2 separate regions of the Homo sapiens genome follow, and region 2 is linked to region 1. Evidence: chromatin contacts called from ENCODE Hi-C or POLR2A ChIA-PET data. All regions are on one chromosome and are shown on one strand. The core of a region is the stretch at or near the end of the contact, and the rest is flanking DNA. Distances in the headings are between cores, read along the strand shown.

Region 1 (6,672 bases), core at 1,744-4,243:
ACAGCAGATTTACAGCAGATAAAGAGAGAAAGAATATGGTTGTTTACAGCTCTAAATTTAAGAATGTAAAATGTGACCACCTATCAAATCACATAGTCTTGGAATTTCCTTCTGTGTACTTGCTCTCTGCTCTCTTAAAAGAAAAAACTTTATTCTTATTCATTAGGATAAGTTTCAACTTTATAACTTAGTAAGAAAAAGTATATCTATGTCTCCAACTCAGGTGGGGCCATTTGAAGTTCTTCATAAATGTATAAAAAGACAAGGGCTTTGGTTTTCTTGTAGGTCTGAAATGAATCCATTACATTAAAATGACTTTTAGTAACAAGAGCAAGTAATGATTTGTATTATAAGTTAATAAAATGGGGGTTTAGGCATATTTGTACAATAAGGTCTTTTTAAATTCACTTGTATAGACATTCCCTCTCACTCCTGCTTAAATGAACTTGGAAGATTGTTCATCATTCAGTATTGTTTAAATTACAAGGCACAAATCTGTCATCTGATTTTAAAATATTTTTCTCCCTTGGTAATGTAGATGACTAATGTCTATCTTTATTCTTCAAGGAATATGATAATGTGATAACATAATTTGGGGAAAATTAGTTTTTTAATATCTCACATCTAAAGACCCCTTGGCATATTAGAAAATATATTATTCTTCTAAAAATACATTTTGCTAGCCCTCCTGGCCACTCATACTTCGATAAACTGTGCCTTTCTTTTCTGTTCAAAAAGTGCCACAAGGCCTCTCATACAAGCCAGTCCCTTTCACTGATGAAACCAGCCTACTTTCCATGGTATCTAATAATAAATGTTACGGCTTTGCCTTTAGTGATGGTAGTTCATTTTAGATCCCCAAACCACTTCCAATGTAAGAGTATGAGAAAAGAGCCTATCTACCAACAAAGGGAACCCAGGATGCCTTGTCTCAGCCTTACAATTCTTTTATGTTACATTCCCAGATTTTACGTCCTCAAGAACACAACACTAATATTTGAGAGAGATGTGTTTTGCTTTTACAATGCCCCTGTATGCAAGATACCTGCTTGTTTTAATTTGAAGAAGAAAAAAACTATGTTTATCTAATTTCAATTTCACATTACTCTGAAAATTGAGTACCTAAATCTTATCCATGTAGTAATAATTTCTCTATTGGAGTAATTGTTAAAAGCCAGAAGTTTGCTCTGTCGAAAAAAAGTGATAGTCCTCCAAATTTCATTGAAAGCTCTTGATTTTTTCCCCTTATTATTGTCTGATAAGGGAAACTCTTCCTGATTTTTGTTCCCTATTAGTAATGAGAATCCCACTTCTATTTGTGACGGTTTTCAAAACTAGAACTATCAAGTAATGCGCTTAAACTTACTTTCCAAGGAAACTGAGTGAGAGCTCCTATACCTAAGTCACCTCTTATCATTCCCCTCCTTGCCCTTCCCAGAATGAATTCCCCCAGTGATTTATTATATGAGATAGCCGACTTAGAGATGGGGCTGACTGGTGGACCTGCCCACTGCCACTGAAGTTTTCCTCATACACTTTACATGCTCCCACAGGATTTCATGAGTGATTCACTCCTCTCCATGTCTCCTGGCAGCTAAATGGGAATATTGGAGAGCTGCCAGAGGGGTAGGTAGCCAACCTGCTTGCCCTTAATTGTGCCTGCCAGCTTTTTAATAACAGAAGTAGGGTCAAGTAAGTGAAATCATGAACTGAGGAGAGTATTCTGAGAATGCAAAGGCAGTTAATGTCCTTCCAAGCCTCAGATGGCTGGCAACCCTTGGCAGAGTAATCTATGATTTGTGGCACCTGACCCTTCCACTGTGACTGTTATCTGTGTATTCACTAGAAACATATTTACAGAATCTCTCCATTAGCAAAGATGCCTTGTGTGTGATTACCCAATTGTCATGGTCACACTAGGGTTTTGATACAGTTCCTATTCACAAATGAAAAACTGCACTAAACTACACACAGAATTGGTTTGAAGCAGGAATCCTCAATCAAGAGACCAAGACTTCTGGTAAATCTCAAAGAGATTATTACACCACGGCCTTGCTCCCCTTCCTCTCTAAAACTCCTTTCCCACCTCCCCACCACCCAATCTCAAAACAGAGGCTCTCTCACTTATTCCCTTGAATTCTTAAAGATTCTTAATAAAGTTAAGAGTAACTAGCTATAAGAATGACCTAAAGAGGTGGGTCTGTTTTTAAGCAGACTGCACCTCAGAAACTATTGGAAGAGAGGGCTCCCTGCTTAAACCAGTTTCTATGGCTCTGCATTTACATAATACTAAGTCTCAGCAAAGTGTTTCCTCCTCAAATTTTTTTAGTCAGGAATACAGATAGAGATAGGTTGTAGGCTGACTTTATTCTTACGGAATTAAACACAATAATTTTTTTAAAATATCTTCTTTGAGGCAAGTGACCACGAGAGCACCTGTTATTTAAAAGTTTATTGGGTAGTTTAAAAAGCGGTGTCTCCCTCTTCCCCCTTCAAAAATAAATGGCATTGAAGTCCTCCGTTTCTCTTGTTTAGATCCTGCGGTTGGCTCGCTCATGAATATTAACTGAGAAAGGTGAAGCAGTAATTTAGGGAATCGAATCAAACTCACTAGGAGCAAAGAAGTGGTCCTGAATCAAAATGGAATAAACGATAACCCAGAGTCATTGTCAAGTCTCCCAAATGAAGAGATGTTCTGGGTAAATAAAAGTGACAAAGTCGTACCACATAAACAAATGTAGAAGATAGATGCCCCAGATCAAGAAATACTACTAAAGTGACCTGACTTGACAGTAATTGCAGGCAGCTTTTGAGAACTGCATCGGGGTTAAACGGCAGAGATCCTGACGACCTGGGCGACCGTCCCTGCGCAGCCCGGCGGGAGGCTGCGCCCAGAATCCTGGGCTTTGGGCCTCTGGGGCCCGGCGAGGAGATGAAGAAGTCAAGCCTCGAGCTCTCCGGAGGTTCGATGGCCGCCGGGCCAGTGCGGGCTCAGAGGAAGACCCTGCAAAAAAGAGCGCTCGCCCCCACCCCTGGAGCCGACCCTGCGCAGTAGGGCCGCAGCCGGTCCCCGCGGGCAGCTCAGCGGGCGCGGGCGGGAGGCTCCCGGAACGCAGGCTGAGGTCAGGCTGACCACGCCGCCTCCTCAGTCGCCGTATCGCGGGGCTGGCGGCCAGCGCCTTAGAAGAGCCTGCTCCGCCGCAGGAAGAAAGACGCCCGACAGGCGCCCACTGCCCGAACCCACGCGGGGGCCAGTCAGCCAGCGGGCCGTGTTGGGAAAGCTCCGCGCGGCGGCGGGACATAGGATCCCCATCGGGGACCTGGGCGACGGCCTGAGCTTGGGCGCCCCTCCAGCTGGGCGTCATCTCCACACAGTTCTTCCCTTGCGCCGCGAATTCAGCCCCTGTGAAGACGCTTTGGGCATTGGCGAGCAACAGGGGAAAAAACGAGTCACTTAAATGGGAGAAGGAAGGGGATGGTCATGAGGACTTGGAGGAAACCACACGGAAAAGAAATCCTCATCACTACCAAAAGCATTTCTAAGAAGTCCTAAGGTTTTATGCCTGGAGATTTCACTTTAAAAGCTGGAAAAAAATTATTCCACTGCTTTTAATTGAAGTAAACAAAGTGCAACAAATCCTAACTCAAATATGATTGCAGGGAGATTAGGGTCTAATTGCTTAGGGTTCAGGTGGAATCTGTGGGCTAAATCCTACAGGGCCAATCTGAATTTCACAATCATTCTGTCAAAAGGAGAGCGATGAGAGCCCACACGCTTCCTAACAAGTCATTTTTAACAGTTACAAGCTTCGCACAAAGACCACACAGGGCGTCTAAGAGATGCAAATCTAATCCCTGGTCATTCTACAGGCCTTCAACAAAGATGTGCTAAACCCTAATAGAAAAGAAATCAGTTCTCTGTCACCAGCCCCTGGTAAAATCTATTAGAGAATGGACAGAGCCGCATCTACAGCAGTTGCTGCAAAGGTTAAGGACAAGTACAAATAAGAGGGACCCAGTTTTGTTTTCCGTGTGAAATATCGGGAGAAGCTAACCCCCAAAGAGTGACGGGATTCAATCCGTGGCTTCGCATTCATTTGAATGCTAGAAAAAATAAACACACATTAAGACTTTTGAAGGCTCCATTTCTGAATTCAAGAGAGATGAAACAAATTCGCCCAAAAGATAGAAATCTTTGCCTCGGAAATTATCGGAGAATATTAACGGAGAGGGAGGGGAGCGCGCGGGTCGCCGAGGAAGGACGCGGGTACGGCCCCTTGCTTTGGGGTGGCAGAGCCGGGCTCAGGAGCCAGCCAAGCTGACTTCGCGAGGTGGCGCCTGGGCCTTTCGGGGGAAAGCCCCGACGGCGGAGCCGCGGCTGGGCGGGGACTCAAATGCTGGCGGCCTCTGGGCTGGGGCCGAGCAGGGGGTGCCGACCGCGGGAAGTCTGGGCGGCCGCCCTCCCACCCAGACGAGCCGATGCTGGGCCGCGGTCCCTCTCAGCTACCTCGCTTGCCCGCCTCGGGGCCCCTGGAGAGGGGTCTGTGCCTCCCAGGCAGGGAAGCGTCTTGATGTGCACCCCGGCGTTCACCAACCAAATAAGGGCCTCGCTCACACAGTCGATGTCATGCTGGGTATTAAAAGGGTTGTGCTGCAGCTAAAATATCTCACAGTGTGTGTGAACCTCATAAAAGGGAGGACCCGGATTCCAAGCCCCTCGAAGTCCCCAAGCAGCCTGGAGGGTGGGGGACTCCCCTCTCCTTCTCTCCACACTGAGCCCCCGGGCAAGCCCAGGCCTCCTCCTGCGCCGGGGTCCCCGGGCTCCGAAACTGCGAGAGCCCTGCGGAGCCCGGCCAGAGGGGCAGAGGGTGGGGGCTGGGGGCGGGGACCTGGGGGGTGCAGCCCAGCCAGAACCCGCGGCCTAGCCTGATCGCGGGGAGCCGGGATCCGCCTTCCATCCTGGGAAACGACTCGGGTTAGGGAAGCGGGATGGGCTCCGCTCGGAGTTCCCAGGCAGCTGGGGCGCCCTCCAAGTGACGCCTTTGTCCAGGCTGCGCTCGCGGAGAATAAAGGGGGCGCTGTCCAACCTCAGGTTCGGGGAAAACCAAGGAACCAAGGGACTCTTTTTCTAAAATGCCCTCTCCAAACTACAGGGAGGAGGAATGGGACACGTGTGCAGAAAAAGAGTTTTGCCTGTCTCCACAGAAGTTTCTAGAAGCTATTTCCCCTCCCCTTGGCCTTGCCCTCTGCCCCCAGGTTCCCTTGAATATGTTCCTCCACGGGGTACAGAACCCGGAGCGATCCAGGATGGAGGAGCAGGCTGGAGTTCGGCTGGCGAACTCCCAGTCCTGACCCCTGGGCTCCACAGTCTTTCAATTTGCTCTGGCAGGACAGTCCCCCTTCTTAAAGCCCGGAAGAAGGGAAGGCAAGCTTTGCTAGTTTTTGCCCCTCAGCTCAGAGACAGACTGCCATACACACATCTGCTTCCCCCTTATCCCTCTCTATGCCCCTCCAGGGGAGGCATATGCCTTGGGTCCCGGCTGTACTCCCTCCTCCCCATCTACTGACATTAATTGATTTTCTCCAGGCTGCGGCTTCTCTTTGCTTCTATCGTTTTTCTCCCTAGTCCTTTGATAGGCTGACCTTGGCTCTTCTCTGGTCTTCTTACTCCCCAACTGGTCTCCCATATGGACCTTACTGGCTTTCATTCTTTATTACTTAGCCTATCCACTTTCTCTACTTTTCCTTTTAGTACTGACATTAGGATAAACAATACCGAATTGCCTATAAAGTAGGATTGCAGCCATGACTGGAGTTGGACAAGAAAGCAAAGAAAACATCGGCATTGGAATAAAGAAATGGAAAATGGGGAAGGATGAAGAAACAGAAGAAAAGTAGATAATAAAGTCACACCAGGTTGTAAATACAAGAATAAGATGCTTGATGTTCCTGCACATGATCTTGGGGTCCTAATGAGGGTCTCACATACCTACACTGGGGAGGCAGGAGGGGTCTCCCTGAGGAGGGCAGGGTGAAGTTTCTTCTCCCTGACTGGGATTGCACCTGAAGACTTGGGCTAGCGAGCCGCTGTATATCCTGGATCCGGGAAGGTGTGAAGGGATCAACCACCACTTCTAGAAATAGTCATGTGGGCAATATATCTCTATGGGGTTTTCAGATGGCTGCAACTTCCTACCCTGGATCTCTGCTGCTCTTGGGCACCACATTCCTGTCCACCCAGCCAAGCCTGGTCTGAGGCTGTGTCCTTAGTCAGGGGAGCCTGTTTCCCTTTCCCCTGGCAGACTAGGTCCTGTGGGTCCCAGCGTCCTCTTCACCTCCTGCCAGTTGTAGGAGTTCTGTCCTCCCATTTTGCGGAACCAGGGAGCCTGTGGGAGGCCTTACCTCCACTGCCAGCCCCACCTCACCCCAGGGCAGATTAGTGCCTCTGAGCCACTCAATTATCCGCAGGATGGGTGGGGGGGGGGCGGGGAGGGGAATCTAGAATTTATAGCTGGGGGTGGAAGGCGCAGTGAGGGAGGTACAGGGAGGAAGAGTGAAATATTTAGATCTTTGGGGTTCCTGCCATTTGGCCCCTATTAAAGAGAACCCTGGGGCTTTTAGAATGAGTTTTGCATGAAATTGAACAAGCAGGGCCATGAGCTGTACAGAATC
Region 2 (6,672 bases), core at 3,010-5,509, 1.1 Mb after region 1:
GACCATCTTCCTTTTTTGTTTTTTTAAATAACCCTCCACAAACTAGAATGTCTGGAGGGGAAAGAGGGAAGAAAGAGAGGGGGGCAAGGAAGGAGGAGAATTTCATATATACACTTGTGGATCATTAAACTTCGCAGGAAAAAAATTGGTTTGGGGTTGTCTTTGTAGTAATATACACAATGAATTTTGAATACAATAATAAAGTAACAGTCTTTTGCACTGGGGGAAAGGTTGTGCATGAAAAATGAAATAAAAATAGTTGTTGGGATTTTATTATGCTGTTGACGGTTTGGTTTGTGTGGTTTTGTTTGCTGTTGATTTTTTCTCTCTTGCTACCAGCATGGCTATGCCAGACAAACCCCCCAGTCCCGGGAGCTAGGAAGTGTTTAGGACGGGTCTGGAATACACACCTTGGTAGTACGCCGGCTCCAGGGCTGAGGGCTCGATGGGGCTCCTGGTGGTCACCGAGGCGCTGCCTAGAGGCAGGCTGGCGGGCAACGTAGAGCCGTAAGGCGAGTATTGCAGTGCCTGTTCGTATGCCTTGAAGTCCAGCTTATGCTGCTGCTCCGAGGAGGACATGAGGTTGTTGATGGAGAACGGGTGGTTGAAGGAGTAGTGGGGGTCCCCTTTCAGGTGCAGCTGGGACTCGTGGGGTGCCAAGCCGTGTGCCGGGTGAGAGGCGGGCACAGAGGCCAGCGCCCCGGGCCCGGAGCTTATGGGGGGCGCAGTTGAGGAGGCTGGAGTCTTCAACTCCGAGGCGCCCCCTGTCGCCGTCGCCCCACTGTGGTCCAGAGTCTGGGGGCTGGCGGCGGGCCCGGGGGCCGGCGCGCCCTCTAGCTGGCCGGTCTTCCCGTGCACACCCCGATGGAGGGGCGAGTCGGCGCTGGGGTTAGAGGCGCCAGAGGGGTCCTTGCGGCTCTCAGGGCCGCCCTTGGCGCCGCTGCCCCCGCTTCCGCTCCCGCCCCCGCCGCCGGCCCCCGGCTGCTTCTCGCACTTGAAGCGCTTCTGGCGGCGCAAGTAGCAGCCGTTCTCGAACATGTTGCCGGAGTCCGGGTGCAGCGTCCAGTAGGAGCCCTTGCCCGGCTTGTCCGGGGAGCGTGCCACCTTGACGAAGCAGTCATTGAAGGACAGCGAGTGGCGGATGGAGTTCTGCCAGCGCTGCTGGTTCTGCCGGTAATAGGGGAAGAGGTCCATGATCCACTGGTAGATCTCGCTCAGCGTGAGCATCTTGCTGGGCGCCTGCTGGATGGCCATGGTGATGAGCGAGATGTACGAGTAGGGCGGCTTGGCGTGCGGGTAGCTGCGCTTGAACGTCTTGGCGTCGCCGCCGCCGCCCGCGCGGCTGCGGCCCAGGTTGGACGGCGCGTACGCCATGGGGCTCATGCACGGGTTCATGGCGGCCGCGTAGGGGCCCAGGCCATTCATGGAGGCCGCCTGCTGCGCACCCATGGCGCCCATGCCGCTCGGGCTCAGCGCCGTACCCATGGCCGTCACGCCGGCCGCAGTCATGCTGTTCATGGCGCCCGCCGAGCCCCCCGGCATGCCGGCTACTGCGCCGGGACTCAGGCCGGCCCCTAGGCCCGGGTTGGCATAGGACATGTTGAAGGACGCCGGGGTCATGTTGCCGCTCGTAGTCATGGTGTTCATGGTCATGTAGGTGTTCATGGAGTTCATGGAGCCCAGGCCTGAGTTCATGTTGCTGACCGGGACGGAGGAGTAGGCCTGGAGTGGAGACAGCGAGTGAAGAAGCCCCGGAGGGCGGGGTTAGTGGTGGGCACTGGAGGGCGGCCGTCCGGGACCTAACCCGGGGGCAAGTGCAGAGCACTTTGCAGAACACGGGACGCCCCCACCCGGGGCAAATGGCTAAGCGCCCTCCCCAGACCGAGCAAAGATGTCTTGCACGGCAGGGGGAAAATCCTAGCGCGGCAGGCATGAAAGATAAACGCTCACAGAAAATATGACCCCAGGAAGATGTGTAATCGCCTTACACGCCAGGCTCAGGGGCTGGCTTCCAGGGCCCCCTCATCGCCTCCTCCATCCACGCCAGGCGGTATCCCAAGTCTCCACCCCAACCAGCCTCGGCAAAGCGCCCTTTGGGGGGAAATCGTTGATAGAGCAAATCACCTATGGACATGGGACCCCCTGAATCATCTGTTTCCCAACAAGTGGCTTTATTGTCCTAGGGGTTTTTGCCTATGGTGACTTTTTGTTGTTTATTGTATTTAGAAGTAGTGTTTTCTACCTGCTTGTAGCAACTGTAATGTTAAAAGGGAAGCAAACTCAGAGTTAAATAAGTTTTGGAAAAATAAAACTAAAAGTAGATCCATAACAGAAAGGGCTGGGAGGGGGTGCTATAATAATCTCAAAGTGCTATATGCATTTTATTTTAACATGACTTTACATGTACACCTTTGCAAGCTATTTAGAAACTCGCATTAATTTTGTCACCACTTTACAGTCCCCTGTTTGAAAAATTTGGTGACACAGTTTGTCAAAATAAATCTTTTTTTTTTTTCACATGCTGATGTTGCTGCCGATGATTTCAACGCCTGGCTTTGAGATTCCGTGAGTAGTCTTGAATAATTTAAAATTCGAAAATCAAATTCTACTTATTTTCTCTTAATGCTATTGTATTTCCTAATTCTCAGCTTTAACATGTAAGAAAGTACTTTCGCTAGGGGTCTTAATTGAATGGTGGGGTCGAGATGACTGCGTCAGAATTAAATCTCTGGAAGACCTCTGAGCTCCTTTTAAAATCATCAACAAGCGAAAATCCTTATCAATAGCGATGTGGGAATGCATTAGGTACAGTATTTTAAACATACAAAACCTAGGCATATTAAAAAGCACTCCTCTGGTAATTTAATAAGGAATAATGATGTCCTTAAGTTTATTTTAATCAGCAAGTATGACTCAATTTGAAAATATGAGAACAAATAGATTTAAATAGGAACACCCAGTAAACTATGGTATGCAAATAAACTCAGAGGTAAACTTGTGAATACATAAATCTAAATAAGTCAGTTACCATCAAAATATTACGTGATCCTATATTTTTCTGTCCACGTCTTAAAAGTATTTTTTACCTTGGGGCTTTATTTTCTTTCCCTCTTCCCAAGATTATCCAAGGCAGTTCCAATACGCGTTTTCAATAATGGTAATTAAACTTTTGGAGGGTAATCGCCAGCTGTTTCCAGAAAAATACTTTTAATAGGTGGTAGTCCTCCCTGTAACTGGTTTTCCCTGTAATCCTTTTGTGCACATTGTAAAAATAACCCCCATGAACGTGCCACCAAGGGGACAATGAAGAGAAACAGGTTCTCGGCCCAGAGTTGTGAAGAAGATTTTGGTCGCACTAGCGCCACCCAGCGGTTTTAGAGAAGGAGCACACTTCTCCCCAAATAGGGCTTTTGAAGAACAAGTTTTACAAAATTTAGAAATCGTTTCATTATTGAGACACCCAACTTGGCGGCAGAGCGCTTTAATCAGAAGACGTCTGCGAATTAAACGGTGGGACGAAGAGGTCGCCTTGTGGGTATGCTCCGGCTTTCTCAGAGTTGCTTCCAACTCGCACCGGCGCTCGCCCGCCCGCTGCACCCCGGGCCCGGCTCCTGCTCCCGCTCGCTGCTGGGAAGAGGCAAGCGCTTCCTAGAGCCGCTGTTTTCAAAGCCCGGAGTTTCCTAAAACTCCCTCTCCGGCTGCGAGAGTCGGGACAGAGCAGGGCAGCAGGTCCCGCTTCCAGGCCCGGCCAAGGCCCGGCCGGGGCCACACCGGCGGGCGGGCAGCGGTGGCACCGAGAAGGCGCCCCCGGCCCGCCTGCCTGCCTTGCCTGGCGCCCACCGCTCCCCGGCCTCCCCCGGCACGGGCTCCAGCGGCGCCCCACCGGCCGCCCGCCTCGCCTTGCCTCTCACCTCCTGCGTGTCTGCGTAGTAGCTGTTCCAGTCGCTGGTTTCATGCCCTTCCATCTTCACAGTTCCTAACATCCTGGAGCCACCCTGCCCAATACAACCATCCAGCCCTGTGCGAAGCGACGGGCGGCCGCGCGGCGCGGGGCGGGGGAGGGGAGCTGAGCAGCTGCAGTCACCCGAGCGCCCGCGCGGGCCCAACGCCACCCGGGCGAAGAGGAAGCCCAGAGCTGCGGGGCGCGGCGTGCGCGGCGGCGGCGGCGGCGCGGCGGGCGGGGGCAGCGCCGGGGGCAGGCGGCTGCCGCGGAGCGCGGCGCCGGGGAGCGCCTCCGCGGGAAGTGAGCGGGCTGCCTCTGCGAGGCAAGTGCAGTTGAGCTGATGTGGATCTTACGTCGCTTGAGTGCCCACCTCCTCGTCCTCTCCCCATTTGTCCGCCGCACAAAGACGCTCGCACCTACAAAGCCCGAGGTGCACCTGCAAGGCGGCCGCCCGCCAGTCCGGCCGCCGCGCCTCCCGCCCCGCCGCTTCACCGCTGCGCGCGACCCCTCCCCCGCGACCCCTCCCCCAAGCGGGGCCCTCACTTTGTTTGCAAAGCAGTGTAATTGGTTTAGGCCCGGAGGCTAGGGAAAGAGGGAAATGGGGAGGGAGGGGGTGTAACCCCCTTTGGAAAAAGAAAAAATAGGCGGGGCCAGGCGGGCGGGCGGGCTAGGGCTCTGGATCGGAACCTCGCAGCCGGAGAAGGCCGGGGGCGGTGGCGTCGGAGACTGGGCTTAGAGACCTTGTGGGATAACTGACCCCGGGGTCCCTCCCCAGAGGTACACGCCACCTTCCGAGCGCGGGCTGCGGCCCAGTCTCGCGCCCCTCCTGCTCTTTGCTTCCTCCCTCCTGATTCCTGACCCAAAGTTCAACCCCGGGAGACTGGAGAATACAGACTTTTTTTTTTCTTTCCTCCTGAGAGCTTCAGACTAGAAAAGGGAAAAAGCCCCACTTTTGCTTCGTCACTAGAAACCGGGTCATCTGAGTCAGCCGAGCCAAGTGACGTTAGGCCGACCCGGGCCCCGGGCTAGCAGAGCGGAGGCGCTGCCACGAAACTCGTACCTGCGGCTAAGAGCAGGTGAGTCACAGCACCGGTTTATATCTTTATGACATAACTTTTTTTTTTTGTTCCGCCTCGGTCCGCTCCTCTCCCCTTGTCATCTGTAGCGACCACAAAGAGGAAGAAACTGAGAGCAGATGTCTGTGTGATAGGGCAGGCGGACCCAAGTCGGGCCGTCCTCCCCCTGCCGGGCTCCTCCTCCCGCCCCCCTTCAGCCGCTTCAGGGAGTGAGCTGGAGACGACCGTCTGGTTTCTGATAGGAAAAGGTCAGGGGGAGGGGACATCTCCCATAACACGCGCGTTAGCTGGGAGAGCAAGGGCCTGGGCGCGGGAACGCATCTGCACTGCGAAAGAGATGCCAGGCAGAAGCCCGAGACTGCCCGCAGCGGCGCTTGGTCCTGTCTGTGACCCGGAGGGTCCGGGCTGAGATCTCAGGGGCTCGCTTGGTTCCTAATCGGTCCTGGACGTCGGTGGGAGAGTCTTCCCAACGCAAAGTCTCTTTACTCTCATGAGGCCCTGGGTGGTGGTTGCCCACTTGTCCTGGGAGAGAGAACAACTGAAGTGACCGGGTGATAGGCAATTAGTTGGTGATAGATTGGGAGATGGTGCGTGTGTTTTGAGTGTGTGACCGTTTGTATATTTCTGAGCATGTGTGACTGTGTGTGTTTCTGAGTGTCTGTGACCATGTGTTTGTTGTACTGCCTGTAGAACCACTAGGTTTCCTTAAGTAACAATAAAATAAAATCTAAAGTAATTAAGAATCCGCAAAATCTTCTTGTTTTGCAAAGTTTTTAAAATGTTATTAATCTCATTTTAAGAAATGTGTTTTAACTTGTCTTCCAAACAGATACCTTTTTCCCTGTGCTTTGTTCTTTTAAATCTCTTTTACTTGAAATCTGGCAAGAGAATCACTTTAAATCCCTGAACCAAACAAATCTCTTAAGTCAGCAGGGGAGCAGAGAGGGTGAAGATGTGCAGTTAAGGAAATAAAAAAAGATAAAAGCATTGGATTACATTTTTTTTTTTTTTTTTTACAAAAAGGGTGGGGGGGTAGAAACGTCACATCATAAGGAAAGGAATGAGTGAAATTAAATCCACCTGGAACTCAGTAGGGCAGGAACCCTCCCTAATGCAGCCTGCTCCTGTGACTGCAAGTTGTCCCATCAGTTTGTGTAAATGTATCTGCGAATTGTGTGTCAGAAACTAATTCTTTTGTGCAAAGTTCCCATTAGTAGCTGACTTTAGTTCCATTTGTAAAGTATACGGATGCTTAGCTTCCTGGGCCTGATCCGGGGGACTTTCAGTGCTAATGAGCTTCCTTGTTCCTTCTGGAGGTGATTCTCCAATACCCTCTTGGCTCTTCAATAACACCGAGCAAGACTAGGTTATTTTCTACCGAGAGTAACAATTTATGGATAGTAATAGCTTTTATAGTGCACAAAAAAGTTGGCGCTTTAAGTAGGGGAAAAACACTGTCACCTTAAAGGGGGGGTCAATTACAATATCAAATGTTCTTTTAGCCCACTTCCCAAACCTACTAAGTCTCATATTTTCAAAAAAAAAAAATTGACTTAAGAAAAAAAAATCCACTTTTCATAGCGTGATGGCCGAAGCGGAATTTCTCCTAGGCTTCTTCAAAGCCCAAGACCGGTGATGCAGAATGGACTCTGC

The links. Hi-C counts contacts between places; a loop is a spot of excess contacts on that map. ChIA-PET counts read pairs that join two places held with the same protein, here RNA polymerase II (POLR2A). Pooled maps may share reads with other maps.
Region 2: a map of posterior cingulate gyrus shows a loop between it and region 1 (5-fold over the local background). The contact joins the promoter of FOXA1 here to the enhancer-like site in region 1. A Hi-C loop is called at or near these places in 5 of 168 maps with a recorded cell type or tissue (chondrocyte, gastrocnemius medialis, naive thymus-derived CD4-positive, alpha-beta T cell and 1 more), 13 of 37 single-sample maps with no recorded cell type and 17 of 50 pooled maps. POLR2A ChIA-PET finds 5 or more read pairs at or near these places in 1 of 52 experiments (activated CD4-positive, alpha-beta T cell).

The regions. Positions count from the first base shown.
Region 1 is chr14:36,501,143-36,507,814 of GRCh38, forward strand. The region is part of intron 1 of SFTA3 (surfactant associated 3); the gene reads right to left. Among named protein-coding and RNA genes, the nearest start is that of NKX2-1-AS1, 15 kb to the right of the region's middle. RefSeq lists enhancers at 3,428-4,238, 4,342-4,917. Within about 2 kb of position 2,994, at least 4 of the 41 ENCODE cell types and tissues checked have a DNase peak (open chromatin) inside an H3K27ac peak, as active enhancers do.
Region 2 is chr14:37,590,990-37,597,661 of GRCh38, forward strand. FOXA1 (forkhead box A1) reads right to left here and starts at 4,260. Exons shown (of 2, transcript NM_004496.5): 1 at 3,912-4,260; 2 at 1-1,722. The coding sequence starts at 3,983. The coding sequence ends at 376. It overlaps TTC6 (tetratricopeptide repeat domain 6), which reads left to right and starts at 4,640. Exons shown (of 33, transcript NM_001310135.5): 1 at 4,640-5,019. RefSeq lists enhancers at 214-763, 4,196-5,055, 4,569-5,768.